Linked DNA regions of Mus musculus: region 1 is linked to region 2. A link is a loop called in an ENCODE intact Hi-C map of the cell type or tissue named here. Cell type or tissue: left cerebral cortex. All regions are shown on one strand. Each heading gives the region's core, and the rest is flanking DNA. Links, peaks and the distances in the headings are about the cores only. Region 1 overlaps Eya4 (EYA transcriptional coactivator and phosphatase 4). Region 2 holds the start of Gm24655 (a small nuclear RNA gene).

The links. Peaks named below come from ENCODE experiments on the same cell type or tissue, not always from the same donor. Only the 100,000 strongest peaks of a DNase experiment are listed, where the experiment ranks them.
Region 1: a loop joins it to region 2, with 2.1 times the contacts of the local background. A loop is called at or near these places in 2 of 42 quality-filtered maps.

Annotation. Positions count from the first base shown.
Region 1 is chr10:23,215,168-23,232,132 of GRCm38, reverse strand. Eya4 (EYA transcriptional coactivator and phosphatase 4) reads left to right here. Exons shown (of 19, transcript NM_001347372.1): 3 at 5,282-5,331. Among named protein-coding and RNA genes, the nearest start is that of Gm24655, 57 kb to the right of the region's middle. In left cerebral cortex, for the core only: no CTCF peak of the experiment used is centred there; a DNase peak (open chromatin) is centred at 8,787.
Region 2 is chr10:23,159,713-23,176,677 of GRCm38, reverse strand. It overlaps Eya4 (EYA transcriptional coactivator and phosphatase 4), which reads left to right. Exons shown (of 19, transcript NM_001347372.1): 4 at 3,555-3,679; 5 at 13,192-13,284. It overlaps Gm24655 (a small nuclear RNA gene), which reads left to right and starts at 9,707; the gene lies at 9,707-9,813. In left cerebral cortex, for the core only: no CTCF peak of the experiment used is centred there; no DNase peak of the experiment used is centred there.

The DNA of each region.
Region 1 (16,965 bases), core at 4,628-12,627, 56 kb before region 2:
TTTACTATTTCAAAACACAAAAAAGTTAGGATCCTTGCTGTTCTGCTGTATTAGGCTATTCTTCAATTTTATTCCACCCGGTCATGAAACAGACTTTACAAAGTATGCACATATACACTACATCTTGATTTACAGTGTACTTTGTGTATTGTTTGTTCAGTCAGATTCATACTTAGAACACTCATATTGGAAATTGAAGTAAAGCTAGTAAGCATTGTTGACAATAATCTACTTTATCCCCTTTATTTACAAAGAGTTTTGAATAGAAAAGTTTATATTTTCATAGATTTGGAACAAATTCTCTTCCACCACCATTCATTGGGATATAAATAGTAACTTGCTCATGGCATTGAGAAACTTTCAGTTTTGTTGTTTTTGTCTGAGATTTACAATTTCAGAATAGATCTTTCATTTTCTCTATATAAGAAGTTATGAGATGCAAGGTTAACTTGAAAACATTAAAATTTGAAAAATGGCCTCTCTAAAATATCATTTGCCTTAAGTTATACGTTATTGTTAATGTTTTAGGAACCTGAAACAGCAAGATAAAGTACGAAATAACTGTAGTAATTGATTCCAGCTTTTTGAAAAGACGATTAGTAATATCAAAACAGGTCATTCTTATTTATGCACTTTCTTAGAAGTTACTTCTACTTTTTCTCAAGAGATTGTGAGCTTCTCAAAGCACCAAGTGGTTAAAAAAATGTGTGGAAATTATGTAGTTTGATATTTAGACTTTACCATGCTTGTCATAATAGAAAACATTCTAAAAATTATATTTCCTAGCTTTTAAAAATACTATTTGTAACACCAAATCTCACATCCTCTACAACTTATTTCATATTATTCTTATGTTACTCAGGTCAATGCAGCTAACAGTCTTGACCAATAAATTGTATTTTAAATAGAAAGATGAGTTTATAAATGGTGGTTGTCTGACTAAATAATATTGCCTGCTTTCGCTGCCAAGTTATTCTCCTTGGTTTTCTTCTGTGCTCTTGGCTCTTCTGGCATTGATTTCCTCGTTTATCACTAGCATGCTCCTCCTCCATCACTTCTCATCGGTCACATGATCCCCAAAGTCAGGCTCTTGCTGCTCTAGGCCAAGGCTACTCAGCTGAAAACTGACGCAACCATATTTTAAATTTCCTAGTGGCTACGTGATAAAAGAAGAAATGTGGGGAAATGTTTTATCAGATCTAATATATCCAAGATCTCATCTCACTTCCCAACTCAAATGATACAGTGATGTTTTTACTTTCTTTTGTCAATACTCAGATTTTTGAGGTCCAGTGTGTATTTATGCATGGAATGGTTTAGTTCACTCCACCCATGATGTGAATTCTAAGTAGTAAATCCATGGCTGTGTATCTCTGCTGGCCACCCTGCTGAGCAGCTGAAATTCTGTTCATGCCTAGAGAGTGGTTGGTGTTTCTCTGGCTTTCAGTAATGTTTTGCTATGAGAACACACTGATAGGAAGTAAGCTGCTTTTCACAACAAACCCTGACTGTAACTATTGGGGTAGTGGTGCTGGCACAGTAGATGCTAGAGATACCAGATAACCTTTTGAGACTCCTTTCTTTTCCTTACCTTGAATTTAAATGTTATCTGTCTTTGATGTTTAAAAGAGCAGTTATTTTAGTAGCCTAATTTAGAAGATGTGCTGAGAGATTTCTGCAGTGATAAGAAGTAACAAGTGTGCTCTTCTTTGGAAAGTGGTCCGTGGCTCTTTAATTTTAATGCACAGAGTTTGTGAGTCCACGGAGCAAAGTTTCAGTTGGATAAGTCCTCAGACATGCTGCTCAACATAGTGCCTACAGATAACAGCAGTCTGCTACATATATAAACACGTCCAAAGACGGAAGAACTTCTGTTGTTTCCTTAGCCTAGGCACACAGGTAAGATGAGATTTTTGGAGATTGATATCCTCAGTAGCACATTATGGCAATGACATCACAGTTATATTCTTATCACAGAGTCATAAATCTATGCACATTAAATATGTACACCTTTTTGTATTTCAACCATACCTCGGAAAGAAAGAAGAAAAAGAAGGGAGGGGTAGGCAGGGAGGGAGGAAGGACAATTTAAAAAATAAAAACAACTTGAAAACGCAGCACAGGAGAGGACAGACTTGGTACATACCCTTTACTTTTGTTTCCTGGCAAGTTGATGTTTTTGCTGGAATTTGGGCAAATTGTCTAACCAATGTGCAACTCAGCTCCTTTTTCTTTTTCTTTTTCTTCTTCCTTTTCTTTCTATCTATCTATCTATCTATCTATCTATCTATCTATCTATCTATCTATCTATCTGCCTATCTATGTTTATTTCTTTCTTTCCTTCTTTCTATGTATCTATGTACCTATGTACATATGTATGTATGATATATGTATGTATATATGTATTTATCTATCTATGAGCCTATCTATATATCTTTCTATATATCTATGTATCTGTATGTCTATGTACCTATGTATGTATTTATCTATTTATCTATCTGTCATCTATCTACCTATCCATCTAATCTTCTACCTACCTATTATCTTTTATATATCTGCACACCTAGCTACTTATTAATTGATCTGCCTATCCCTCTTTTCTTTTTATTGGTTACCTACTTAGTTGAACTTTGGAGCAAGACTCTTACTACATATGTCCATGCTGCCTTTGAACTCTTGGATATTCTATGAAAACCAGGATTTGCACTTAAATTGTGACCCTGAGTTTGAGCCTTATTTCCAGCCTTGCTTATTCCAAGTCAGCTTGAATTTTACTGGAGTCAGAGGTGATGCATTCAGTGAGAGCATGCTTTCTTCCAGAACATGCACGAGTCAGAAGATGCTGTTCAAATAGAAGAGTGAGTCCAAGGCTGGTGGATCCTGCCATTGCGGAACATAATAAACTTAGTAAATATCTACATTTTCCAAAGTTCTATTTAACTTTTTCGCTATTGATTAAGAAATCAGATAGAGGCTGTGCACAGCTTAGTGGTAGAACAGTTGCCTGGAATGCCTCCAGCTACAGGTTACTCTGTAGTTACTCTGCAGCTGAAAATAAATGAACAAATAAACAAGTAGAAATTAGACATCACCGTGAAGCAGAAAGGGTTTGGACTTTCATATAGCTGCAGATTTTCAAGGACAGGCACAGTTTTCAAAACATATTAATACTACTGTCAACTGTAATATTCAGTTTTGCTCAGAAATGTCTGTACAGAATGCCTTCCACCCCCACCCCACCCCACCCCCACGGGCTCCTATTTCAGCTTGCATCTTAGCTATGTTTGCTGCTAAGCTGCTGACTCACTTAATGAACAAGCATCTTCTCTGATACTGTGGATGACTCCTCTCTGCCCTTCAGCATCCACTGTGTCCCTTTCCACCTGCCTTCTAGACTGTACCCATTCCAAGTGTATGTTAGAGATTTTCAACAGTCTGAACTGTCCGAAGGCAAATTTCTAAGTTCTTTACTTGGTATAGGGGCATTATCATGTGATTTGTCTGGCAAATTCCTTGTTGGTAGAATACCTTCTTTGGGGTACACAGAGTTGTTTTTGTTTACAGCCTCAAATGCTCATTTCAGAGTCCATTTGCCTCTTTTCTCATGTTCTTAAGGCAGAGTTAATTTGCTCCCTATATACCACATGCACTTGCTCAATTCTTATTTAGTTCTTACACTTCCGAAAGACTACTTTTCCCCCTCATCTGACAACAAGCTGGCTGGATATAATATTAACAATCTAAGTAGAAACACAGCTCTAATAATGGCTAAAGTATAAGAGATTCCTTCTTATTAGTATAAGCTATAAGCCTAATAAAGCCTGTGCACTCGTTAAGAGAACGTGAGTCTCCACTGATGGCTGCTAAGACTTCTTCAGTCAGCCCCAAAGTTACCCTCTTGAGGAAACTGGCATGCAGCTTGGGATCATTTCTACATGCTCATCTGGTAGTTCTTTGCAGGAAATCTTTATCTTGATATCTTTCTGTTTACTTCTTATTTTCTATTTATAATGCTGGCAAAGACTTTATAATAGGTTTAAATACCCTTTTAGTTTTTGAGAAACTAAATTAAATGCTCATTTGAATTTAGAAAGATAACTTTACCAAACAAATGTGTTCTTTGATAATCTCATACATGTATATGTGTTCTGATTGCTCTAATCAAACCTTTCTTATCCCCCACTGGACTTTCCCACTGCTGGGATAAAGGCTGACAAGTGTCATCCTCTGCAGAGCGGGCTATGCTTGCTGGGCCTCCAGGCTACATACTTGAGATTAAAACTCAGTGACTTCTGTAGGTTGCCCAGAAATGCTTCTTTAATGCACACATCTATAATATGTGACATGGGAATGTATGTTATATGTTCCTAATATGAATGAAGAGTTTCTGAAGAGTCTGTTCCATATACAATACTCCTATAGGACCACAGTAATGAGGTGGGCAAGGTACCATATGCCTGTAATCCCAGGATTTAGCTGGAAGAGGCAGGGGGGATAAAATAGTTCAAGGTCACCTTCAGCTGTATACCAAGCTCCAAGCTCTTTTGGGTTCCATGAGACACTGTCTCAGAAGACATTCCCACACAAACAGATACAAATCAGACAGTTATATATTCTTTAGGTTAAATGGAACAGACAACGGATTCGTGTGTTGTCTTACTTGTAGAAGGTGACCTGCATGGCAACTCCCAGAAGGAAACGCTACTTTTCATTCCTCACCTATATATGGGTTAAAAACCTAAGTTAATCTGGAGTTTGTGCAAGCCTGTGTAAAAAGTCTACACTGGTCAAACTTCATTGACATGCCGAGAATGTATTCAATGCTCAGTCAAGATGGAAATGAGAGAATTTAACATAGCAATGATTTCACTAGTGCTATTATTGTTGTTGTTTTCGTTGTTGTTGATGATGATGTATGCATTAATAGGAGACAGAATCCCCTCCTCTGGCAAAGCATTCTCAGTGGACTGAGAACAGTGAGACTCCCTGGTTTCTGACTGGGGAACTTGATTCTTTGGTTTCTTTGTTCTTCTGGTCCACGGCTGTTTTAACCACATATTTTACATAGTCATGGAACCCAGGGAAGTACATTTGGCAGCTGTTCCTGTGACAATAATGAAATGTAGTATCTAGTGTTGTGTGCTATTGAACACAGTGTGTGGAATAGTGTACAGAGATGTTTGTGGGTAGAGCCAGAGCCACTTTGTATTTAAAGAGCATGTGACTCTGAGTGAGGAAGTTGTATTCTCATAAGATAATAACTAGTGTTCTCTTCCTACAGGTAAAGAAAACGTGCCCAGAAGCAGATGTTTCGGAACCTCAGAATTCCAGGTACAGTAATAAAAACCAAAACTTCATTAAGAAAAATTACCGTTTTGGAAAATCACTAAGTTGTCATACTCTAAATCTGATATGATACAGATTGAAGCACTGATATTTTCAAGGAATAGATGGATGGATGGATAGATGGATGGATGGATGGATAGACAGATAGAGTGCATATCTGGCAAGAGCATTATTAATCCCCAAATCCATTTTTAAAAGAAAAGTTTGAAGTCAACTTCAAAGAATAATATAAGAATTTCTAGCAACACTTCAAAAACTTTTCCATGGGTATTATTTTAAAAACCTTATTTTTATTCATTTTAAAACTTTCTTATGAATTTTTTTCTGGAATTGTACTCGGGCCCAAACAATCATTGAATCTGTTTTTTATTAAACTCCATATTTTTCTTTCTAATGAAATGTGACTGAATTTTGAGAGTACTAGCAAATTAAAAATCTCAAAATCAACTTAACATTCTGGTTATTGTTTGGGGGAACTGGTAGAAGAGAAAAATTAAAATGGCTACGCCTTTCATATAGGAATTTAATAGCATTTACTTGTTTGTGGTTGGGCTAGTTGCCCAACAGATCTGCTCCAAGCCTGTGTGTTGTCACTGCTTTCATTTCAGAATCCAGGGTTCCATTTTCAATGGACAAGTCAAAGAGTATACGAATACCATGGCAATACAAGGAACACGTCCTTACCATGCCAGTGCTATGACTTGCTCTGTGTTATTAAGACACTGCTTATTGTGAAATGCACACTGCTGTACTGCGACTTTTTTTCCTGCGTAGGATATATGTAGTGATATTTCTCAGAATACCAGAACAATGCAGATATCATTAAACTGCTAAGGCTCCCATACTTTCCTTTTGAAGAGTCAATGTACATCATAGACCATCTATTTACCAGTCAATAGGATATTCCTGTAGTTGATTCTTTTACCTATTAAATGATTGTTTAAATGATTGTTCCTATGTAGTAGGATATTCCTGTAATTGATTCTTTTACCTATTAAATGATTGTTTGTATGCTTTTCCTTTAGGTAATTTAAGGGCATATGTAATGATACGGAATTATTGATACCTGGCCTTTTGTCTTTAAAATTAGTTGTCAAAATAAGGTTGAATAATTTCTGTGTATTAAGGCTTTATGAGGTGGACAGATCATCAGATTTTTTGTCTACAAAGCAACATAATCTAGAATGTATGGGGAGGAGAGAGATCTCTAGAGCCTGTTCCTGAGACACTTCCTCATAATTTCACTGCAGCTATGACTAACAGACCTATGATTTATTTAGTAAGATTTATATAAATAATTGGATAATTTTTGTAAGCAACATATGGGAAGGATCATGCTGGAAAATAGCAAGATAATCATCTTCATTATCAATATTTCATGTCAAATAATTTATACCTACAAGACCATCTTCTGCTACATATGCAGCTAGAGACACGAGCTCCAGGGGGTACTGGTTAGTTCATATTGTTGTTCCGCCTACAGGGTTGCAGATCCCTTGAGCTCCTTGGGTACTTTCTCTAGCTCCTCCATTGGGGGCCCTGTGATCCATCCAATAGCTGACTGTCAGCATCCACTTCTGTGTTTGCTAGGCCCCAGCATAGCCTCACAAGAGACAGCCATATCAGGGTCCTTTCAGCAAAATCTTGCTAGTGTATGCAATGGTGTCAGCGTTTGGAGGCTGATTATGGGATGGATCCCGGGTATGGCAGTCTCTAGATGGTCCATCCTTTTCTCTCAGCTCCAAACTTTGTTTCTGTGACTCCTTCCATGGGTGTTTTATTCCCAATCTAAGAAGGGGCAAAGTGTCCACCCTTTGGTCTTCGTTCTTCTTGAGTTTCATGTGTTTTGCAAATTGTATCTTATATCTTGGGTATTCTAAGTTTCTGGGCTAATATGCACTTATCAGTGAGTACATGTCATGTGAGTTCTTTTGTGATTGGGTTACCTCACTCGGGATGATGCCCTCCAGGTCCATCCATTTGCCTAGGAATTTCTTTTTTTTTAATTAGGTATTTTCCTCATTTACATTTCCAATGCTATCCCAAAAGCCCCCCATACCCTCCCCCCCACTCCCTTACCCACCCACTCCCACTTTTAGGCCCTGGCGTTCCCCTGTACTGGGCATATAAAGTTTGCAAGTCCAATGGGCCTCTCTTCCCAGCAATGGCTGACTAGGCCATCTTTTGATACATATGCAGCTAGAGTCAAGAGCTCCGGGGTACTGGCTAGTTCGTAATGTTGTTCCACCTATAGGGCTGCAGATCCCTTTAGCTCCTTGGGTATTTTCTCTAGCTCTTCCATTGGGGGCCCTGTGATCCATCCAATAGTTGACTGTGAACATCCACTTATGTGTTTGCTAGGCCCCTTGCCTAGGAATTTCATAAATTCATTCTTTTTAATAGCTGAGTAGTACTCCATTGTGTAAATGTACCACATTTTCTGTAACCATTCCTCTGTTGAGGGGCATCTGGGTTCTTTCCAGCTTCTGGCTATTATAAATAAGACTGCTATGAACAGAGTGGAGCATGTGTCCTTATTACCGGTTGGAACATCTTTTGGATATATGCCCAGGAGAGGTATTGCTGGATCCTCCAGTAGTACTATGTCCAATTTTCTGAGGAAACACCAGACTGATTTCCAGAGTTATTGTACAAGCTTGCAATCCTACCAGCAATAGAGGAGTGTTCCTCTTTCTCCACATCCTCGTCAGCATCTGCTATCACCTGAATTTTTGATCTTAGCCATTCTGACTGGTGTGAGATGGAATCTCAGGGTTGTTTTGATTTGCATTTCCCTGATGATTAAGGATGTTGAACATTTTTTCAGGTGCTTCTCAGCCATTTGGTATTCCTCAGGTGAGAATTCTTTGTTTAGCTCTGAGCCCCATTTTTAATGGGGTTATTTGATTTTCTGGAGTCCACCTTCTTGAGTTCTTTTTTTATATATTGGATATTAGTCCCCTATCTGATTTAGGATAGGTAAACATCCTTTCCCAATATGTTGGTGGCCTTTTTGTCTTATTGACAGTGTCTTTTGCCTTACAGAAGCTTTGCAATTTTATGAGGTCCCATTTGTCGATTCTCGATCTTACAGTACAAGCCATTGCTGTTCTATTCAGGAATTTTCAAAGCATGCTACCTTCAGCTTAAATTTTAGAGCATAGGATTTGGTAATAGTGTTCTGAAAAAAATCTAAGAGAATTGAACACCATATGGAACAATGTATCAGCATAAAATGTACTCTAGGGAAAACACTGGCTGACAAAATGTTGCCCTGCTTAGAGCCTAAAGCAAATGTCACTCATGTATTTAGCTAGCTTTATAGAGTGTTTATCTTGGGTTTGGAATGATCAAAATAGATGCAGATGGGAAATGTTTTTATAGTGGGGAAGTAATTAAATCGCGTGTGGGGCTTAAGAGTATTCTCGGTGTGATATATATGTATCAGCAAATTCTTTGTCTTGCTTGGCCTTAATTCCTCTTTTTGGAAAGAAATGCTTTGGCTGCAGATGTAAATGGTAGATTGGGAAAAGGAGAATTTATAAATGCATGCAGAGCACAGAGAAGAAAACTTGGAAGCAATGTTCCGAGTGTATACTAAGAGCCAGACATCGGGGGCTGAACTTGCCGACTCTTAAAACCATAAACTCGATGTCATAGGAAAAAGGGTAGAATGTGTACACAGAGAAATGTAAATTCCTTGAATATCTGCTGAGGCCTTGCTTCTGTCTCTGTTGGTCACCATGTCCAGAGTATGTTGTTCTTATGTTAACCATAAAATGTATGCATGGAATGAAGAACCTAATTTTTTTCATGTCTCAGAGTACTCTATGCTTAACCTTCCTACTGGCCAGACTCTTGAAACAAACTAAAACGTTATTTCAAAGCTAATTTTCTTCTACAGTCACTGTGAAGTCAGTCATGTAAATATGTGTCTCCGTCCAGTTTCTTTGAAACTATGTTGTATTCTGTTCTTGTTTAATATAATAGATAATAGAAAGATAATAGATTTTGTTTAATATAATAGATATCTCCTAGTCCAATGACTATTGGTTCGGTTTGTTTTTATCAGATGTTCCTACAAATCTTTGTTCATAAAGAAAAACACACAACAACATTATCAACATCAAACCCCAAACAATAATAAGACAAATCAAAGTCTTCTACTACTATTCCCTTTTATTCCTGATGGAGGAAGGGAATAATTTACCTCATTATTTTGTTGCACTTGCTTCAAATGCAATTTGTCTGGGAGGGCTACATGTTAAACAGTCCCTGTCATATGTGGTACATTCCTTTGGATCATCTTCTCCAGCCCTCCTTGACCGTTCTATTTTGAGACCTTGACTGGCAGAAGCTATTTGTCAGGCAGAAGTCAGAGGAAGAGGAGGAAATACAATTAAAACAGGGTAATTTTGTGTAACGATTGTTCTATTACTTAAAACATGGTAGGAATATACATTTTGGTGAAATTGGGCTGACAAATGACCCACAGAAAGAATGCCAGCTGCCTGTTCGTGACAGCTTGGTGTCACCCAGACCACATTGCCATCTCAAAAATCCACTAAAGAGGCTCAAAGGAGTATTGTTAGTATTATGTTATAGAGAGGGTAAGATGAGAGAATATTGAAGTGAGTAAAAGAAGAGGGTAAGATGAGAGAATACTTGTAGTGAGTAAAAGAAGGGGATGGGGTCCTCTGGGTAATAAGAAGAATTGATTCTATTCCTCTTCATGTGTTAAAGAAATGGTTTGCTAAGAACTTAATGATTTCCTGAACTTAACAAAGGCTGTGGTCTCTGTCTTCTTGATCTAGCTTCTGCTAATGTTGTGATTATCAGGAGAAGTGAGAAGTGAACAGCCAACTTTAAAGATGTGTTGAAATTCATTTCAATGCAATCACTAATGTTTAAGAAGCCTCAATCAGTTTATTTATTCAAGGACCATACACTTTTAAAAGCACCTAATTCACCTTTTTTGTTGTTGTTGTTGTTATTGTTTTGTTTTTCCAGACAGGGTTTCTCTGCATAGCCCTGGCTGTCCTGGAACAGTTATATATGTTTACTAAGCAGCTTACATATTTTTATGTACAAGCCTAATAGATATCTCAAATAATGAAATATGCACCTTCATACCCCCTACCTCAAAACTAATTCTGCCTGCAGCTTTTACATTTTAATATGACAACTCTATCCTTAAAAGTTTCTTAGAAAAAAAAGTAATTGAGTAACAACAACAAGACAGTTATAATGAAGACACACATAAACATTTATTTGTTATTTATTTATTTATCCATCTATTTATTTATCTATTTATTTATTTAACATCCCAACCACAGTTCCCCACCTTCCACATCTCCTCTCTCCCACCCCTATCTCCCAGACTTCCTCCTCCTCCAATTCCTCTTTATAAAAGAGCAGGTCTCCAAGACACAACAGCTAGACAGGACAAAACAAGATACAATAAAACAGTGAGAAAGCCCTTTTGTGGAATAGTTAAAGCATTATGTTCTATACATTTTTTTCCTTTTTGCTTATAAAGCAACCATATTAAGTGCTTCCAGAATCCCTAAATCTTTTTCTGTTTATAATAGTCGCCTGTCTAAAAATTAAATCCTATATTGTTTTCTCAGCAGGGAAACCTGGGGGGGCTTTCAGGAAATCTTGCCCAGAATTTTACCGTGTCAAATCAGCAGAGCATGTACCAATTTTGCCTATAGTATGTATCTAAATTCTTTATTAATAGGTTGGATTTTCTCATATCTTGAAAACTTCAGACTGTAATTGCAATAACCTATGTTTCTGTCAGTCACACGATGTAGCTGTAGAGCCCATGCAGCCATGAAAATATTCCAAGTGCATCGTTACATTGTTAAAATATGCTGTTTTTCCGAATTCAGAAAAATTACTAATCAGAACACAAAGCACTACACTCCTACATATTTAAGCCACTTCTTTCCCATTATAAAGCAAACTTCCGCTGGAAATGCTAGATGACTGATGGACGGAGAGAGGTCCTAAGACTGAGGTTTAATTCTCTTGTGGTTTAGTTAACTCAAGTCATAATACAGCTTAATCCCTTTCTCCCTATCTGGGGAGTGTTTTGTCTCATTTCAAAGTCTGACCTCATGTGGATTCCTCCCCATTCTCTTCATTATTTTGGCTGGCATTCACTGGAGGGTTTCTAATTCATTTTGCCTTTTCTGGGCTGTGTTGACAGATTCCTACAGGTGTGGATGCAGCTGGAGCCAGACGAAGACAAATGACATGCTCTGCCTTGTGGATCATTATAGCCACAAGAGTTAGCATTGCTTGACCCTTTGGTCATGAGAGCAAACTGAGCAGATTTCTTAGAAAAAACGTCTACAAAATCCTGAGCATTGATTTAAATAAGCTTCAAAACTTAGGTTTTTGTATGTTTTATAAACTATACCGTCACCAGTCATTTCTTAAATTTCTTTGGAAGCGTCTGGTGAGTTACCTTCACTGGTCAGCAGAGTGTAGAGCTAACCGTGTACTTGTTACCTGTTTTTTTAGAATGAACCAGCAGTTCTCAATCCCTTTGTGGGGGTCGAAGGACTCTTTTACAGTGGTCCTCTAAGACCATCGGAAAATAGATATCTCCGTTATGATTCATAATAGTAGCAAAATTATAGTTATGAATGAGCATCAAAATTAATTTTATGGTTGGGGGGTCACCAAAACATGAGAAACTATATTAAAGGGGGGAGCATTAGGAAGGTTGAAAACCACTGGATTGAACCTCCTCAAGTGGGTCTTCCAAGATTAAATGAGTAGGTGATTAGTACAGTCATTTCTCATGAAGTCTTGGATGTTTCATTGGTTTGCAGTAAGACTGATCTATAAAGCCATGGAAGGAGAGAGATGGTCTACAGCTCAAGCCTTACTGCCAGTGTCTCAACTTGCATGCACATCATTACTCCGTAGCTTTCAGACCCTGAGTTTTATGCTTAGGGTTTGGTTGTCCTTTTATTTTGGCTCTTTTCCTGTATTCTCTAATTGAAGTTCTAGGAATAGTTCAAGAGGTCCAGTGCCTCAGATCAGTGGGGGCTGAAGTGGAAAGTTACATTGTATATGTTGTAATAGAGCCACTGGATATGATGATGGAGCTATGGAAGAGGTTGGAAACAAATAAATTAGATCACATAGCTATTTGGGTTCTGAGTGTATTAGTTTGTTATCACTGCAAATAAGAGACAGTTAAAGTAGAAATTGGGCATTGGAGTTTTATTTATTCCTTGTTTTGTTTTCTGAGTCACAGTATAAATTCTCAGAGAACTTAAAGACTGGGTAGCATGCTGAGCAGTGGTGAGGCATGCCTGTAATCCCAGCACTTGGGAGGCAGAGGCAGGCAGACTTCTGAGTTCGAGGCCAGCCTGGTCTACAAAGTGAGTTCCAGGACAGCCAGGGCTACACAGAGAAACCTCTGTTTAGTTCTGTTCCCCATTTTTTTATAGGGTTACTTGATTCTTTGGAGTCTAACATCTTGAGTTCTTTGTATATATTGGATATTAGGTATAGGATTGGTAAAGATATTTTCCTAATCTGTTGGTTGCCATTTTGTCCTATTGACAGTTCCTTTGCCTTATAGAAGCTTTGCAATTTTATGAGGTCCCATTTGTTGATTCTTGATCTTAGAGCATAAGCCAGTGGTGTTCTGCTCAGGAACTTTTCCCCTGTGCCCATGTGCTCAAGGATTTTCCTCACTGTTTCTTCTATTGGTTTCAGTGTCTCTGGTTTTATGTGGAGGTCCTTGATTTACTTGGACTTGAGCTTTGTAAAAGGGAGATAAGAATGGACCAATTTGCATTCTTCTACATGTTGACCACCAGTGAACCAACACCATTTGTTGAAAATGCTGCCTTTTTCCCCCACTGGTTGGTTTTAGCTCCTTTGTCAAAGATCAAGTGACCACAGAGGTGTGGGTTCATTTCTGGGTCTTCAATTCTATTCCATTGATCTACCTGCCTGTCACTGTACCAAAACCATGCAGTTTTTATCACTATTGCTCTGTAGTACAGCTTGAGGTCAGGCATGGTGATTCTTCCAGAAGTTCTTTTATTGTTGAGAATAGTTTATTTTCAACTGAGGAAACTTGAATGGCCAAGAAGCACCTAAAGAGATGTTCAATATTCTTAGTCATCAGAGAAATGCAAATCAAAACAACCTTGAGATTCAACCTCACACCAGTCAGAATGGCTAAGATAAAAAACTCAGATGACAGCAGATGCTGGCAAGGATGTGGAGAAAGAGGAACACTCCTCCATTGTTGGTGGGATTTCAAGCTGGTACAACCACTCTGGAAATCAGTCTGGCGGTTCCTCAGAAAATAGGACAAAGTACTACCAGCTATACCACTTCTGGGCATATACTCAGAAGATGCTCCAACATGTAATAAGGACACATGTTCACTATGTTCATAGCAGCAATATTTATAATAGACAGAAGCTGGAAACAACCCAGATATCCCTCAACAGATGAATGGATGCAGAAAATGTGGTACATTTACACAATGGAATACTACTCAGCTATTAAAAACAATGACTTCGTAAAATTCAGAGGCAGATGGATGGAACTTGAAAATATCATCCTGAGTGAGGTAACTCAGTCACAAAAGATCACACACAGTATGTACTTACTGATAAGTGGATATTAGCCCAGAAGCTCGGAATTCCCAAGATTCAATTCACAGACCATATGAAGTCCAAGAAGTAGGAAGACCAAAGCTTCAGTTCTTCTTAGAGAGGGGAACAAAATACTCACAGGAAGAAATATGGAGACAAAGTGTGGAGCAGAGACTGAAGGAAAGGCCATCTAGAGACTGCCCCACCTGTGGCTCCATCCCATATACAGTCCCCAAGCAAGGATGCTGTTGTGGATGCCAGGAAGTGCTTGCTGATGGGACCCTGATTTGACTGTCTCCTGAGAGGATCTACCAGAGGCTGACAAATACAAAGGTGGATGCTCGCAGCCAGCTAACCATTGGTCTGAGAGTGGGATCCAGATGGAGGAATTGGAGAAAGGACTGGAGGATCTGAGGGGGTTTGCAGCCACATGGGGATAGCTACAGTGTCAACCAGCCAGAGACCCCTGGAACTCCCAGGGACTGGACCACCAACCAAAGAGTACACATGAAAGGACCCATGGCTGCATATGTGGCAGAGGATGACCTTGTTGGACATCAGTGGGAGGAGCGGCCCTTGGGCCTGAGGGGGTTTGATGCCCCAGTGTAGGAGAATGCCAGGGCAGAAAGGCAGGGGTTGGAGGGTGAGATAGAGGGATTTCTAAAGGGGAGACCTGGAAAGGGGAAACATTTGAAATGTAAACCAAGAAAATATCCAATTCTTAAGAATAAAAAGTCAAAGCAGAAGGAAAAGATAAAAATAAAAATAAAATGGGTTGACTCACTCAGGAGTGGCGGAGGGTGGGGGTGGGGGTGGATCAGGAGCCTGTCTTTTGATCATCTCCTGTTCATCTCCATGTTCTTGTAGCTGCCTCAGTGTCTCTGTCTGGGTGCAAGTCACACAGCAGGAACAGTCTGAGGAAGTGAAGTCTTCCCATTCATCCTCCCAGATAGTAGAGATTCATTTTCTTTATGTGTTATAATTGTTTAAGGAAATGGAATGGTGTCAGACAGGAAGAATCACAAAGCAACACATCAAACATGCAGCTTTCAGAAGCCACTGCAGCCTATAACCCACCAAGCATCCAGTACACCCTCCTCCTCCCCCTCCCAGAGTGCATAGCCTCCTACTTGTCAAACACCCATCTCCTCGGCATTCGCTTTATGTCCTCAGCTTACATAAAGAAAGTTGAAATGACAGATTCTTCCCGGCTAAGTACAGCTCTGTGGCTGATCATTCATTTTGCTAAGACAGAGGCTTATTTCATATGCCAAGCATTTATGAACTGAGCTTTACAAAGTAGAGATTGCTCACGACACATCTTTAAGTGACGTGACAGCCCAAGATGGATGTAAGAACTATTTTCTTCTTACATTGCTTTTTTGTAAACCTTTCCATCAGGCTTCCTAAATCCACCTAAACTGACTGGTTATTATACAATAGACCAGTCTCCTGCTTTCAAAAACTGTCTGAATATAAATTATTCTCTCCATTTCCTGTAATTAATTAGTTGTTAGATTGTCTGATTAGTACACTTCATATTCTGGTTTAAATCATTTAACTTTGTGAAGTTAATTTTGTCAAAATTAAAATCTAGGTTTGGACTATATTTTTCAAAGACTCCTGGTCTTTGACACAAATACAAACAGCCAAAATTTAAAGTTATGGCAAGCCTTCTAACAGTCATAGGGAGGTCACCAATGGTTTTCGGACCAGGTAATAGCATGATTAAATTTGTGCTTGTGGTAACAGATCATCTGTGGCCCAGATGCTCAGAAGCAGGGATGCCAGCCCTAAGACTGGCTTAAGAAGACTGAGAGAAACTCAGCCAATTGTGCTATTTGGGAAAGGCATTGAGACCTAAGTTTCTCATGATTTCACGCATTTTCTGAATTTCTACACTGAATAATTTTCTTTTCTCTTAATAAACACATACATGCACACAAACATATATACACACACACATATATAAGAAATGAACGCACACACAGTATATATGTATGTACATATATATGTATACATATATAAATATACATATGCATATTTATAATGAAATGGTCAATTTGGCCTGGAAGAGGCACGATGGAAGACAGAGAAGTCTGGATGCTTCATCCTGACAGCACGGATTATTCTCCAGCGAAGAGAAAATGTCTGACTCTCCCACATGCTATTAGTGATTAATTGCAGAAATAGCTGTTTCTGGTCACCCTCTCCTGCCTCTCCTGATGTAAAGTGACACCTCAGAAATCTTACGGAGAGGTATTTCTGGAGAATGTCATTTGCTCCACATTCATTCGATCAAAGTGATTTACCAGAAAGTAGTGCATCTGGTGCCTTAGTTTGATTTATTTTGATTCCTGGAGTCAAATCTGATCTCTTATGAGATAAATACATACAGAGACTCCCCCAACTCCGTATCTAGTAACATCTATTCAAAAACTCTAAGGAACTGGGAAAGACCTCCACTTCTTACAGGGAAATCGAATTGGATGGGAGGGCAGGTAACTCCAAATACATACTGAGCCTGGTGTGGTGCTGCTGTACCCCATAGAGATTTACACGTTCATTTTTTAAAGGTTTATTTTATCCTTATTTATATGTATGTGTGCCGACCATATATGTTCATGTTTATATGCACTTGCTCACACGGGTAGGTATGTGCCTTGCTCACATGTGTAGGTATGCGCCTGTGTGTGCCTGCATATGTATGTGTGCGCGCGTGTGCGTGTGCATGTACGTGTGTGTGTGTGTGTGTGTGTGTGTGTGAGAGAGAGAGAGAGAGAGAGAGAGAGAGAGAGAGAGAGAGCAGGAGTGGGGGGTATGCATGTGCGTGTGTGTGTTCATGCCTGTAGAGGCTAGAAGATGGCATTAGATCACAATGGAGCTGAAGTTATAAGCTGTCATGAGTTGCTAGACCTGGGTGTTGAGAGCTGAACACAGATTCTCTGGAGGTTCAATGAATGCTGATCTCTCTGAG
Region 2 (16,965 bases), core at 5,400-13,399:
CAGAGATCCTCAGGCTGTCAGTGCAAGGATCCCCCACTCCATTTCAACCCTTTAATGTTCCTCAGATCATTGACCACATAAACACCAGTGTTTGCCTGGACAGTGTACACCTCTATTTAGATTTTTATCTCTAATTAAGGGAGAGTCCAGGAATTAATTTCTACTTGTTTTCTGCCAGTAGAGTTGCACAGAAGATCAACATTGTACTGGTTGGGTTTTGTGTGTCATCCTGACACAAACTAGAGTCATCACCATGCAAAGAGCCTCAGTAGAGGAAATGCCTCCATGAGATCCAGCCATAGGACATTTTCTTAGGTAGTGATCAGTGGGGGAGGGCCCATCCCATTGTGGGTGGGGCCATCCCTGGGCTGATGGCCCTGGGTTCTGTAAGACAGCAGGCTGAGCAAGCCATGGTGAGCAAGCCAGTAAGCAGCACCCTCAGTGGTCTCTACATCAGCTCCTGTCTCAAGGCCCCTACCCTGTTTGAGTTCCTGTCTTGACTTCCTCTTATGATGGATTGTGATCTGGAAATGTAAGCCAAATAAACACTTTCCTGCTCAACTTGCTTTTTGGTCATGGTGTTTCATCGCAACAATAAAACCCTAAGACAAGGCCCAGCCAGGTCTTTCCTGCTGATTCTAAAGCCAAGGTCATACATAGGCCTGCTTCTCACTAATGTGCGTTCTCTTCAACAGGAGTCAGGTTTCCCTGATTCCTCAGAATATTTACAGTTTCTTGAATATTATATAAGAAAACTCAATGAACTCTAAAGGACAGTGTTTGTTTTCCTTTGTCAGTTTTTCCCCAAACACAAGCCCTTTCTGTTACATGGCAGTTAAGTCCAGGTATCTGATCACTCAGAATCTTCTTGGGCTGAGTTGAACCATAGTTGTACAGTGAACAGCCCAACTTCCAGCTCCCTTGGCACATCGCCATCTTGATAGTTCAGTGTCTAAACTATGGGCTTATTGAGGACAGAAACACTTTTTTGGTTTTATTGACTACTGAGAAAGTCTTTGCATGTTTATCTTTGGAAAAAAAAATCACCCAGTGGATTTTACAAAATTTTTACAAAAACAAAAAAATCTTAATTGAGATTGGTATGAATTAAAGAGGAGTCCCCCTTAAGTTTCTAGAGACCATTTTCTTTCTGTCTTTACTCCTTGTTGATATTTTATTTCTCCTGCCTGTTTAACACTGCTGGAAGAACGCTGCACCCAAGGGGAAAGCACACATCTCAGTCCTTGCTCTGAAATTCTTTGGCATTTCCTCATTTACTGTGGTGCAAGCTGCAGAGGTTTTCATGAATGTTTTCATAGATGAAGGAGAACTCACTGGCTTAGCTTACCAAGAATGTACACCGTGAATGGATGGTGGATATTATCCAGTACATCTTTGCAACCACGGTCATAGTATTTGTCAATATTTTGCATTCCATTGATCTCTGGATCAAAGCATCTGCTAAGCCCACCTTGCATTTCCAGGATAAACCACACTGGTCCTAAACCAGCTCCCTTTGCCCACTGCTCTCCATTTGATAGTAGCCTAGTGTCTTGGCTGTCTGTAATAGGTGTGGGTCCATGTTGTTCTTCTTGAAACTGCCTTTGTCTGGTTCTGGATCAGGATAGTGGACTCGCCATCGACAGGAGAATCCTTCCTTCTCCCAGATGACAGAATTTACACTATATTACTTTCCCTCACATATTTGCTTCAATTTAAAAAGATACTTTATTTTTGTGACGTGTGTCCATGTGGTGTATTACATGTTTATACGGAGGTGTGTTCATGTGCATGCCCGTGCAGGTGGTGTGTATGTGAGAGAGCACATGTGGGGAGGCCTTAGGATGACTCTGGGTGCTTTTGCAATGACTCTTTATCTCATTTCTAAGACAGGATCTACTCCTGAGCCTTGAGCGCACTAATCTCTCTGGCCAGTGCATCCAGGGAGCGCTTGCCATTCTCCACCGTGCTCAGCTCTTGCCTAAAAGTGCTGGGGGTTTGAAGACAGTCCCTCACGTTTGCAGGGCAGGCATTGTCCTGTCCAACCCTTTTTACAGCCCCATCCCTGGGATTTTCTTCATTTGATAACTGATTTGGAGATTTTCTACATTTCTACTGAGTCAGGTGTGGCCTCTTTTATCCAACCTGAATTCATTGACATTGTTTAATGACTTTTCATCCTTTGGATACCACCAACGTCTCTAGTGATTGTTTGGAATTAAAAACTATTTGTATTGATTGTAGATTTTTCTATTTCTTCTCTCTAATGTTTCATTCTACTGGTGTCTACTAATTTTTCTGTTTCTAGTTTTTCAGATGAAAATGTACATCATAGATTTTCAGGCCCCTTTCCCTGTTGCTCACTAACCACCACCATATATACTATATACCAAGCTCTGACTCGATGTATTGTCACTAGTATTTTGCTCTATAGGCCATTTTTCATTTATTTTTGAATTTTTCTTTGACTTACATTAGAAGATTAAATAGAAGTATAACATTTCATTAGCAAAAATTGGGGTTTTATATATCATATTATCATTTTATTTTTGAATGACTTCATTATGGTTGGATATCATATTCTATAAGATTTACATTTAACATCTTATTAGTATTTATCTTGTAGGCCAGTATAGTTCTTTTGGCAATGTTCCATGTCTAATTAAAAATAGCTTATTTCTATAGTTATTATTAGGTCCTATAAATCATTGGTGATGATAATGCGTTAAGTTTTTTTTTTAATTTTATTTTGGAGTCTTTCAAAAGAATGACTTTTGGCCGGGCAGTGATGGCACACGCCTTTAATCCCAGCACTTGGGAGGCAGAGGAAGGCGGATTTCTGAGTTCGAGGCCAGCCTGGTCTACAGAGTGAGTTCCAGGACAGCCAGGGCTATACAGAGAAATCCTGTCTCAAAAAACAACAAGAACAACAACAAAAAGAATGACTTTTGTGAAATAATGTTCTAAGGTTCCAATCAGGTCCACAGAGTTAGTTGCCTCTTTCTTCCTTTAATTTTGTCAGAAAAAGTCAATCCTTTCAGGATCTCAGGTTTATTAGATACATCAACTCCTTCCTATTCTCAGAAGCAAACCTGTCAAAGTCTCCTCTTTTTGGATAGAAAGCATTGTTTTCTGTTAGAAGACTTGCAAGTCTGGCTGTCAGTCTGAGGGTTGTTTTGAAGCCACTTGGATCAACTTGAGTTGTGTTTACTTCTGGCTACGGGTTACTTCCTCACTGGCGACGGGAGCTGCCGAGTCACGGGAATTAAACATTCTCCCGTTCCCCTGTGTTGCTGTCAGGAATGATTTATTTCATGGCAGCATCCATGTCAAAGTAGACAGTCATGATCAGAGTCTGACCTTTTCTTTGCATCATTACATGAACACGCACGTAGGATTGCACAGCAGAACAAGTCATGCTGTCTCACAGTGGATTCTACCCCTATTTTCAGTGTGCTGCCCTTGACATACATGAGCACTCAAAGACTGAAAGGAGAAATTAAAAAATGTTTGCTGAAATGTCAGTTTGATCTCTGCTGCTCCTATTCTAACAGGTCTATGGAAATGCAAGACCTAGCAAGTCCCCATGCCTTGGTTGGAGGCAGTGATACACCTGGGAGCTCCAAGCTGGATAAATCTGGTCTCAGCAGCACTTCAGTCACAACAAATGGGACAGGAGGTAAGTGCCATCCCAAAGATGCCCACAGTCACCTCTAAGGGCTTGCCTCAAGCTTCATGCTAGGGGTTGTTAGTAAATAGCAATCCTATTACTGATGCTGTGATCAGAGTTACGTACAAGAAATATCCAGCTAGTTTATAAGTGTTCTACTTATCTTCAAAGTTGAATCCCTTATCTATAGCTATGAGCATACATAGAGAATATATTAGTCCCGAGAAATATTTCAAAAGATTTCAAAAGGTTACCTTTTCATATCTTTCCCTATAAATATTCCACAGAATTTAAAAATTATAGATAAAAGATATCACCACATATATGTGTGTGCATTAATTTGCATATTCAATATTTTTGTTTTAGTTTCAAATTTAAATAAAAAGTGTTATCCCAACATTTTTCATTAAGATGGTGTTTATTGCAATTGATTTAAAATGCAATAAAATATTTATATCTACTGCATTTTTTCAAAAAAATAATACTATGACACATAGCATTTATATCAACGAGAATTAATTGCATTTTCTCATTTTATTAGGTCACAATCAATGCCACAACTTATGACAACAATAAGTTATTGTTTTAAATATTCTTCATTATTATTTTTAAGAAATGCATTCAGTTTGTCAGAACATATGATCCAAGTGTGCAAAAATATGTACATTTAGAGACACCATGGCATATACAAACAAGCAATACGTAAATTGTATTTTAAATTATTCACCATCAGCCTAGGTACCAAAGTCAAGTTTATGAAAACTCTATTTTACTTAACAAACTATTCATATGGTCAGATATCAGCACTTGCCACATCATATTTTCTTGTATCTGTGAGACTGATATACCCTTTCCCAATTAATCTGAATTGTTTTGTCAAGTTGTGTGCATTGCAACCTATCCTGCACTTTAATAATGTGTTACACCGAACCCTTTGTAGATTAACACTTCCCTTGTTAACTTGTCTCTAAACACGCATCTGTAATTTCAAGCTAATGAGTGGATGGATTTGGAACTGCAAGTGTTTCGGGATATTTAGTCAACATCCCCAGAGCATGAGCATTTACCTTTAAAGTCAGAGCTGAGGACAGATAATAAGACTGGATAATTGAAGTTGTCTGAAAGAAGAGTGGGGAGTCCATGACTCATACGCACAGTTGCGAGCACCAAAGCAGTCCTGATGCACTAACGCGCAGAAGGCACACAGTTAGAGTCTTGCTGAAAGGTCGGAAACTGGTGCCAGCACTGATGATTGCCCAAGGACACTCAGCATGCCTTCAGACGATGAACTCTTATACTGTTCCTGTTCTCAGGGGACAACATGACTGTTTTAAACACAGCAGACTGGCTGCTGAGTTGCAACACCCCCTCTTCTGCAACAAGTATGAGAGCCGATGGTACACTGCATGTGTTTGGGTGTGTGGATTTGACATCTGGTTTGCTGTCTGCTCTATGTTTGCCCCTCTTTTCTATGTTCTACACTTATAAGCTAAAACTGGCAAGTAAACAGGCCTTGTACCTGTTCGTGTTTAACATCTGGCTGCAGTTTTCTTATCATTTATAACTCTAATCTTATATGCTTAGATTGGTGGGGGGGAGGTTCTTATACGTTCATACTGCTATACCACTGGGGATTATATTTACTCATAGCTAATTATCAGTTTCTTATGCTGTTCTTTCAGCCCAACAAAATCATGTGAATGAGAACAGGCTAAGCCAGTAAGGGTTCACAGAAACTCAATTACTCAATGGCCTACTTATGGCCATAGTTTATAGTCTTAATACTACTACAAGGTTTCACTATCTTATATTCTTTGAGAAATATTCCAAAGAATCTAAAATAGAATTAGCATTCAATAGTCCACCATTTTAAAAATTACTAGTAGTGACAGCTGTGCTTATAAGATTATTAGCATGACACAGTAGAACATGCCTGTAATCCCAGCTGCTTAGTAGAAAACTCACAAGATTAAATCCAGTCCACATAGTAAAACTCATTCTTAACTAACTGAATAAATGAATAAATAATAAAATTATAAATTAAGTCTCCTAAAAGCTTCCAATCTATTGATATTGACTGCATTCATCTGTACATGTAAACATTCTCCTAGAATAAATGCTAATATGCAATCGAAAGTAAAAACAAAACCAACACAGGCCTACAGAGCCTTCCATCTTAGGATTTAAATGAAAACGTAGATCACACCCAGGCATTAAAATAGAGAGTTTGGCTGGACATTGCTCTATTTCAGATTAAATTAAAATACATGACAAATAAAAATTATTATATTCATTATTTATATTTTCATAATTTGAATTGTAGATATTTTCCATTTCCATGCTTAAAATGTGTTGCCAGAATGTAGCTATTCTTGATTCCCTTTGGTAAAGAGCCAGATGGTAAATGCTCTCCCATGATGGTAGTCAGTCATTTGGTTTTCTCCAACAGCTCATCTCTACTGTGTACAAGCAAAAGTAGCTCTAGCCTGTATGTAAATAAAGGCACAGTGCCCAGTTCCAACAAAACTGTATTGATAGACCCTGAAATTTAAATTTTATATGCTTTTTTGTGTTACAAATATCTTGTGTTACAAAATATTCTAATTTTGCTGGTTGTTTTTTAAGACAATTACAATGGAAAATTCATCCACAGCTCACTGATATTTATTCTAAAATGGTTACAACGTGTGATGCAATGTTACAATGGCGAACTCCTGCACCGAGTGTTTCATTCAGCCCATGTCATCTCACCCAGGAGCATCTTTCTAAGTGTACAGGACCACATTTTCCTGCTCCATCATCCTATGCTCAGGTGGTCTGTAAGGGCAAGCATGTGCACAGCAGGAGCACGATGGATCTGGACCATCGCATTCAGATACACTGACTGGCTGTGTCACATCAAACAAGTTCCTGGTTCCTCCACGTCTTAGCTCCTTAATATGAAAGGAAGATTCTAGTCTTCCTGGCAGGCATCTTTGTTAGTAGATAAATCGATTGGCAATAAATACCACTATAGTTTTCTTTCAATAGATAATTCCATAATAATTAGAGAATAGTTTTTTTTTTTTAAGGAAACATTCATTGTTTGAAAATATTTCTTACTCTACAAGTTCTCTGAATTTACAAATGTGTAAACTGGACAACAGAAACCAACCCTGTAGTATTGGTATGCTAGAAATACTTTGATCCAATAGTTAAGCGTTAATAGTAATAACTGCTGATGAACTGGGTTCTCAGACACTGATAGAGAAATTTTAATGAATTTTATTGATACCTCAGCAGTTCTTATGACACAAATGTTTCCTGTTTGGTCTCTCTTATTGAGGACAAAATACTTTTAAACGGTTTATTTTCATGATTAGTTTTAGATCTCTCTGTGTGTGGCCCTAAAGTGGTATTTACAGGTACTTGTGAGCCCGGGATATGGGTCCTGGGAGCTGAACTCGGGTCCTCTGCACTTCTTATTGGTCAGCCATCTCTTTGGCTGTACTTACTTTATTTTAATACTGGTTTTAATATTAGATTTAGATCCTTTGATAAATTTATTACAATAAAACCAGAAGCAAAGCCAAAATCTAATGGCCTTTCCCAGTTTTTTTTTTTAGCATTAAAACAAAATTTAATTATAAGCTTTTTAGGTAAATTGAAACATTACCTTAAGACTCTGCTACCTTATGTCACCTAAGCATCTCATGTTTCCTAAACTGAATTAAGAAGTTACATCACCTTAGTTCCGACTATATTAACCTATCTGTAGATTTATGTTGAAAGCCACATTTTCACCTCAAATGTTTATCATTTGTAAAACTTGATGAAATGTAAAATGTAGGAAGGTGTGGTACTGTATGCCGATAATCCTAACATGCAGACTACTTGGCAGGGAGGAAGGGAAAAGGGGGGGGCGGGGCTTAACACATAAGCTACGAGCGCTGCATGAACATGAGATTATTTCAGCTCTGCTGTTAGTACACAAATACAGCAGAGAGCACTACCTAAATACATGAGGCTGGCTGTGTTCAAACACTGGAATACAGATTCCACATCATAAAGTGTTCTTACATTGCTTTATAATCATTCCCAGACACTAAAAATACAGGCCATTGAACATATTTGACATAATGAAGCAAGTCTATTGGTGTATTTTAGACAAAAAAAAAAAATCTGTAGGGATCTGAGAACCTTCTTCCAGATATATGTAATTTCTGACTTGGATTTTAGAAATACTGTCATGAGCATTGGCCTAGTCATATACATATCATATACAAATACTTAGATCTCATGAGAGGGCTTTGGACAATGTTTAAAAAAAGTACAATTTATTTTCTTGTTTAATTGAATCATAGCGAGACCCAATTATATCCTATCCTGTGTACCAGAAAATGAGAAACCCCAGTGCTCCAAACAGTCAGCCACCAAAACACTGCACGAAGCGAAACAGACTTGAAAATAGCAATGGAAGCCAGGGAGTCTCCAAGCCAAGTGAGCGACTAGAGCAGGAGATGACTTAACTCCTCCTGGAGCTTGAAAAGTCCGGATCAAAAAGATTGGGGAAACCAAAAACAGGACACTGTCATTAGCTGTACTCGGAACATTTGAAATAGATATCAAGGAATCTTCTAGAACTTTTCATATTTAGACAATAACTCACAGGTAGTAAACTTGTTTCTCCTTATTTATTTAGGAAGAGAGTCTCCTACTACTAAACTCTACTGTCTTGGTATTCTATAACTATGCACTTGTAGGGTGACAATCATCCACTGTCTCATCAAGTTCTGTCACAAAATTAAATATTTATTGTCCACCTAGGAAGAGAAGGCACTGACAGACATGCCTAAGATTTTTGAGTTGATGTATTGATCCGGACAAACATAAATGATGTGTCATAGTGGTTAAGAAAGCTGGTAGGCGATGCTCAAGTCCAGGTAGTGTTGTAAACCAGATCTTCTCAATAGATTTCTTGTTGAGATTCTTAGTAGAATCTGTCAACAGTCAGAGAGAGAGAGATAGAGAAAGAACTTGAAGCTAGTGGGGAGGGAGGTGGCAAGAGTTTGGGAGCAGTTGGGAGAGGAAAAAAAAAAAACAGGACCAAAGTATGCTGTATGAAAGAATTAGCTGTATGCCAAGGTTGAGGGGGAAGTGTGTGGCGTTACATACATACCAGTTTAAGCACAGACTTCTGAAAATGAAGTACAAACTGTAAATTACTTGACCTGCCTTCCACGGACTAAGGTTAAGTTATGAAAATAAAATAAATTTCTCCACAAAAAAAAAATTACCACATATAGCTGCTAAGCCTAGGTTCTAAAGATACTCTAAGGAGACAAGATAAACTTTGCTTTGAAGACTGAGTTGGGAACAGGCATGAGAAATGACCTGAGAATTCAGAGGCTATAAATGACTGCCGACAGTGTCACACTTGGTCTGGACATGGTCTGTAGATGGCAAGTATTTTAAAAAGCTAAAGTACGAGAAAGTACAGTTCTGCTGTTTGTCTCTAGGTGAAGCACCCAGCTATAGGAATGGCTTAGCAAGGGTTCCGTCTCAAAGCGATCCTGGACGCGGTGAGATTTATTCTATCCCACTTCTAGATATTGTAGCTTTCTTATTTTAAGCATGCAGAAGAAAAAAGCCTCAAAACTTTCAAACCAGGACATTTGAGTTTGGCTGTTGATTTTAATTCAAAGTATTTGATGCAGGAATTTGATTTTTGCTGAAAATTTGGAGCTATCTGCTATACAAGGTTTTTCTTCCAATTTTAATATGTAAATGATTTTGGAGGCTATCCTAAAAATAGGTAATAACAACACTTGCTTGAAATATACTAGTTTACAAAATTAACATTACAAAATTAAAATATAGTTTAGTATTTTTGTGAATATATACTGAATTTGGATTTTTATGTTTTGAAAAATAGTAAGAAAAAAGAGACTTCTTTTATTAATGAAAAATTTTCTAGTATCACCATGGACATAACATTAAAATATAGTTTTGTACCTGAATAATATCTATTATATATCATTAAAAATGCAGAAACAAGTGCTTGCTTCTGCAGCATATATACTAAACTTGAAACGATACAAAAAAGATTAGCATGGCCCCTGCACAAGGATGACACACACATTCGTAAAGCATTCCATATTTTTTGCAGGCTTTTATTTTCATGAGTTCTGCTAATACCATTGTCACGTGCCCTTTTGAAATATAAGTGGGCTGTTTATTCCTGTTGTGACATCTTCCTACATGACTCCCGTGATGTTTCAACATAAATAAGAGGTTTCTTTCTGTAAAAAAATAAAAATATGCAGAAACAAAAGCAAGGCAGAAAAAGTGTGAACATAAACCAAGTATGTTTGGAAGCCCAGTGGATATGACGTCCATTACAAAGGATTACTTGTAATTTGGTGTAATGTATATTTTCTGCTACTTAGCATATTTTATAGTATTAGAAGTAGTCTAATAACCTTGTCCTAATGTTTATGAGAATTTTTATGATATAAAAGTATTGATTTATCTTTTTTAGTTTTCCACCACTGAGAAAAATTGGAATAGCTGTTATTAGCAAGTTGCCCATTCTTCAAGTAATAATAACAAAATAACTTAATACTTTCCTAGGAATGCAAGTGATTTACCAATGACCATAAAATGTAAAAATAATTTACCTGTTGGAAAAAGAGAGTTAATTTTGTTCCTTTTTCTGCTATCCAAGAATTAACCAGGCCTAGCCCTGCTTAGCTCCTGTGGGCTAGATTCCACAGTGTTATAACCACAGGCATTGCCCATTTCTGCTTTGTACTACCCTTGCCTGCAAAGAAAAAGGAATTTGACATTAATGTACTTATTCTCCCTTCAAATGTTAGTATCAGTTTTGTTACCTTGTTATTTTAAAATCCATTCATGTTAGAACACTGGGAACCTCTTAGTATTTCTGCATTTCTTCACATTCTCTCCAGGGGATGGCTTTCCTCAGTAAAATAAACCACTTTTGTCCTGAATACAGACTTTTTAAATTAATGAAAGATGTCACCAGAATTATGAATGGGACCAAACCTCTTTTTCTCTTCTCCGATCTCCTTTTGACTGCCTGAAGCTTTCAAATTCAGGAAATTATAATCAAAACCAATGCTGAGTGATGCCTAAATCAACTCTTGAAGTTTGTATCCATGGTAACAACACTAATCATCATCAACGTGTCGGGCTTCTAGACCAGCTTTGACAAACTCAGCTCACCTCTGCCCCCCTTGTCTCACACAGAGACATCTTAGTAGAGGTATAATAAATCTCTGTTACAATACTGTTTACAGACAGAGACTTGTTTGAATGAGAACTTAGCCATATTAGAATTTGGAAGCTCTAAGATGTCTCTTGCCTCATGTTCCAGAAGTCTTTGGGCTACGCTTTTGTCACAGGTGTCAGAAGAAGTAAGATGCAGACTTTGAATGAGACAGATTCACAAACACCCATCTACATCGTCCTCTGTGTTATCTTTATGCAGCTAGGGAGTAATCCCAATTAGCAGGCAATACAGTGTAAAGAGCAGATCCTGTAATTCACCAGCTGGTGTCAAACTCAAACTCTTAGCAGCAATGTGATCAGGGCAAGCAATTTTGTGCTTCATGCTTCAGTCTGTCATTTGAAAAAGATGGTAATAGCGTCACCTAACTGCTGTGGGAGTAAACGAATTCGTCATTTATATGGCTTACATCCATTCGTCTGGATTGCCTAGACTGTGATAGGCACATTTGGAGTGTGTGGTAATGCATCAACAATGCTGGTTTTCATTGTGTTTTAAAACAATAGTCCATGAGGGAAACACGCATAACATAGTCTGGTAGCATATCCCAGTATTTTACAGCTGTTTATTATAGTGAAGTATTTTCAATTACTCTAAAGGGAATCACATTTTTGTCATACTCAGAGCTACTGTCTGGATATGACAACTTCACACTGGTACACAGACCATAAATGCCAAGTATAAAGATCCAACAAAATTCCAATCAAAGTTTATTGAATGTACATGTTCTAAAACTTAGTCATGTCTGAATGCATAATAAATAACTTTGTAATAGTAAGTAGTTCTTGCAGTGGTAAATGCAGATCAGGTATATCGGATATATTGTAAAGGCAAATTACTGAATGTAATAACTACAGATCCATTATTCACTATTATGCAGATGGCTAGACTAAACAGATTATTGCTACTATTAAAAACAAGAGAGAGAAAGAAACCTTAAATTCCCCTTCTCCAAAAATAAGTAATTCTTAAGTGTGTATGTGTATCTGTGTGTGTGTGTGTGTGTGTGTGTGTGTTTAACTTCCTGCATTCAATCTTTATAGTTGTCTGAATCTCCTACCAATTCATGTTATTATTCACTTGTATATACTAAAGCTAGACCTCAATGAGAGGTTGGCTGAGTTTGCTACAGAAGGGTGTAACATCACTGCATGCTTCCCGTTAGCCAGCCGCTTCTCTAATGGGGTCATGTTTCTCTCTTGCTTGGTTGGTGGGTGCTGGATGAGCCCACTAGTCTTTTGTACCACACTGACTCATGGTCGGCTAGTATTAAATTCTCTCCTCTAGTGGTCTGCTTGCTTCTAAGTTACTTAACTGCACCAGCCCACTTAACAGCCAGGGCACATGGAATGTGTCAAGTAGAAAATAACTTAGTTTATTTCCTGACTGCTATGATATACACATGTGGTAGGATTTTTGTCAACAAAGGGAAAATATGGTGTGACCAAATTAGTAGAGGCTGTGTCATTGCATGTGATAACGATGACAGTGTGTGCCAGCCCGCTTCCGTGCCAAGGGAGGAGTTTGTCAAAATTACGTAGGTAGGCATTTTATGGAGAAACTTGTGATGCTGTAGATGTCCTCTCTCATTCAGTACTGATATCAACGTCCTCGAAAGAAAAGGTTATGCTGTTAAATAGAAAGTACCCAGCACTACAAGAACTTCTTTTGGTGTTTTGCTTTGTTTGTTTTATCAGAATATTTACTGAGTGCCTTGTCTTTCACCTATGGTGAGACTAGGCTCGGGGTTTCATGGATTTGCTTATGCCTCCATTGAACCCTCATGCAATTTTCTCTACATATTTTATTTTCTTTGAAAGATTAAAACCCACAGTTGTACATACCTCTGCGATTCCTTGAGTTGAGTGGTGAGAACCCTGACTTCCCTTCTGTCTGTTAGTGTGTGCAAGTGTGCTTAAGAGAGTTTTCTAAAAAATGCCAATCCAAGGGCTGCTGGTTCCCGTTTGAAGGCTCGCAGCCTTTCAAAGCCAGACTCTCAGAACCAGACCAGCCAGAGGATTTTAGAATCAATCCTCTATAAATGCATGCCCACTTAGAAGCTAAATTAACAAAGCTTTTCCTCGGTTCACTTCTCAAGTTTTCTCTTGCATGCCCATGATAGCTACAAAAAAAAAAAAAAAAAAAAAAGAAAGAAAGAAAGAAAAATAGCAGCCAGGGCCTTTACTGTGGAGTAGAAGTAAAACTCACCTGTACTTATTCTTCTGCGTAGTGTCTCTTCTTGCAGTCAAAACAGAGCCCTTGCACAGCAGTGAGTCCACTACCACGACTGGAGATGGAGCGCTTGACACTTTTACTGGGTCAGGTAAAGCCTTTAGCTCGTGTCTCTGTGTCCACGTTGGGGTCCCTGCACATCGTCCTCTGTGAGAGCAGCACAGGCTCAAAGCTGTAGGAGTTTTCACAGTTAGAAGGTCCGCCAGAAACCCACCTTCCAGAAGAACTAATTATCTTAAAATTACGTGTGTTTTGAAATGGTGTTTGGAACCCTTTTGCCAAGCCTTCAGCTGCACGGTAAAAAAATCCCATGATGTTCTCATTAGCCGAGCCAGCTCTCTTCATTATTTTATACACTGCTTGATCAATTTAATAATTAGGTCCATAATAGCTAACTTTGTTCCTTCAACCTGCCCGTTTAAATTACATTAAAAACTGCCTTCTGTCTACCCTTCTAGATGTAAAACTATCCATTTGATTCCTTCTAAACAACCTTGTTTCCTCTCTGGGTTTAAGAAAGTTCTCCTGTGTAGGCAGCTGAAAGACAAGTATTAAAGGTTAATGGGTTTCTGGAGAACACATGCTGGTTACATTAGAACCCAGCCTGGGATAGTGGTCCCGTGCTTCAAAGAGAACAATAGTATGTCTTTAAACATCAATCCTTTTCAAATATAAATACCTGATAACTCCCAGCTGGGTATAAAGAGTACAAATTAAGTTGACTTAAAGGCTCTTTTAAAATTACTATTCTGTATGGCTTATTATCTAATGAATAAAATTTTGGAAACCCAAGAAAGAATGTGTATATCACAAAAATAAACATGAAGCCCAGAAAAGTGTTCCGGCAGTTAAGTCTTGGTTCTGTAGCTCTGCTTTAATATATTTTATGTTTATTCATGTTCTCATGTACAAGGATTTTATGTGGGTGTGCTTTATGCAGAAAGACTTGAGGGATGCCTTGAGTCTAATGCCGTGTTATGAAACATATTTCATTTTTATGGAGACAGATGATCCAGCTTTATTCGTTCACACCAATTGGAGCAGTTGTCCTACACGCACATAAATACTAGCACTCTAGACAGAACTCAGTCCTAGTGGGCCAGCCTGGCATTAAGACGCATGGGAGCAAATGAGCATTACTCTCCGTAAGCCACCTGCCTCATAGGAGAAGAAAAGGCGCAAGCTTATTTCACTACTCTGTGGTGTTTGCTAACCAGAACTATTGTTAATTTTCTACAAAGTAAATGTAGGCAAATCGTTTGGGGGGGCGGGGGTCGGGTGGGGTGGAAGTGCATTAAATTATGAAGCAGTTGCTACTGTGCGTCAAGAACTTGCACGTCTTTTGAAAGATGAGCTGCCAATGCACAGGTTGTAACTTCAGAACTTTGCAGTCCATTTTACAAATAAGAGTATGAAAATCCTCAAAGACATGCAGAGTGGTTTGGCCACATGGTCAAGCAGAGACTAGCCTAGAACCATGTGCTGACAATCAGGCCCTGACTGGGGGGTTGCACTGGAAACGGTGATGGCCAAGAAAGAAAGAGTGTAAGCACTCTTCCCACTTGTCCTGAATAGTACCTCTAAAGACGCGTTCTTGCTTTTCTGCTAAGAGCTCTCTAGGGTTCCATGGTCTAAGTCAAGGAGCCACTTCTACTACATGACTATTTAGTTTCAGTAAATTAAAATTTACTGAAATAAAACAAATACATTTCTGGTTAAGCCAACCCCTTTCCAATTATGTAGTTCCTGCCCATGGTTGGTGGCTACCTGAGTGGAAACTCAGATGTAAAACTATGGAGAGTCTACTGGACGGATGGCAGAGGGCCAGAATGGACCTTCTCTGCTAAGCAGTGATTCTGCGGTCACCGCAGGCTGCAGTGTGAGACACTCAACAGAGTTCTGCATGTAGTCCAACCATCAGTAGTACCCTGGCTGTGGTATTGCAAAACATCCCCTACCGGGCTAAGTACACCCCGCCGCTTCTCTTCCCCCTGAGAAGCACTAAGTTACAAACTAAATCATGGTAAAGGAGGTAAAGGTTTAACATTGCTTGATCCCATCCTGTGAGAAACTGGTAATGGGCATTCATTATAAGTTATAAAATCAATTCTCAAGACAGTCCAAAGGTACCAGCACAGCTTCCCCCAGTTGGGCGAAGTGATCGAGCACAATAAGAGTAATGAATCCGGTGCCTTGAGGAAGGTGTGAGTCACTGTGAAGTGGCAAAGCATGGCTCAACAGTTTCCAGACTTTCCCAAAGCAATCTGCAGATCTTCCTGGAGAGACAGCTTCTCCAGGGACCAACATAATAAACAACTGTGCTGTTGCCTACCATATCTAGACAGTTATCAATTTGAATAAAAAGGATGAGATTTAGCAATGGACTTTTATCACTTTCATAATCAGCTCAGTTTTCTAAGCCAAAGGTTTTGTCTTCTAACCTGTTTTACAGATATTAATATCAAGCCCCAAAGGTCAATCAAGCCGTTAGTGTTTGGGGTACAGTATCCTCTAAATTCATTCATTGAAGGGAATATGTGTTCTATATGTTCGGAATAGTGTTCAGGTCTGTGGGGCTTTCTGGAATATAGAATTCGTCTTTGTCTGATTTAATAAAAGATGTTGTAAGTTAATATTTCTCATTATTTTGTCTTATTTGAAATCCCTACAATTTTTCAATCTTGAGGATAGCCTATCAGTATGGACAGCTCAAATTTTGATTATCCCAACAGGGACTCCTATCAAAAATCAGAAAAACCAATATGAAATTAAGTCTTTCTTAACTCAGTTTCTATTATAGTATTCAATATTGTGGTAATTAAAATAATGAAAAGTTAGTTTCCATGGAACATAGCACAAGGCTCTTTTCTCATTTATTTGATTTCAAGGTTTTTTAAAATTATTTTTGGTTTTGGAGAATGTAAGTGAAGGGTAATGTTTTATTTCTAAATATATAGAGAGAATTTACTTAAATCCAGTTCCCCAAATCTTTAGAATGTAACACCCTTATGGTCACAGTTCGATGACTCTCAAAACTGATTCACAGTATTGGGGAGTGTATGCTTGCTGTACACTGTTGCTGTGAAAATTAAAGTTTTATTTTTCCATTCTACACTTACCAGCCAAGCAGCAGGGTAAGAACACTACACACTTAAGACAGACACACCGCATGTTGAGCACACTGCACACATGTCTGTGAAGCTCACAGGGGCACTTGATAGCAGTTGGACATAGGAACATATCACATTGCATGAACCAGCCAGCAACCTAAACCTATTTGTCACTTTTTGCCGTTCTAAACGTTTAGCTCCACCGTTCATACGAACAACTCAGAAAGGGTGTAGTGCTTTGAAGTTTAACTATGATTGATTAGACTAAACTCATGCCAGCGCTGTGTTGTGTACTACTTTAATCTTTTTGAAACGTGAATGAACAGCAGATGGCCTAATAAAGACACTCTGTGTGCTTGCCCAGTACCGACTGGCTGGGAAGGAACTGGCTCGACACATTAGAATCCATGTATGTGCAGAAAGTGCATCAGTCTTAGTCAAGGCGGATGGCTAAAGGAGGGAAAGACTTCCAAACCTTTGGATACATTCCACAGCGGGGTGCATATTTGAATGAAATATTGAAATAACCTGACTTTCCCTTTTAAGGTCTTCTCCCCAAAACATCATCTTTGATGGTTCGAAACAGGCTTGAAGAGATAATTGGTACAACACTTTACATCACTCAAAGCGAGGCAGCTTATCTATAGCCCATGCTGCCTGTG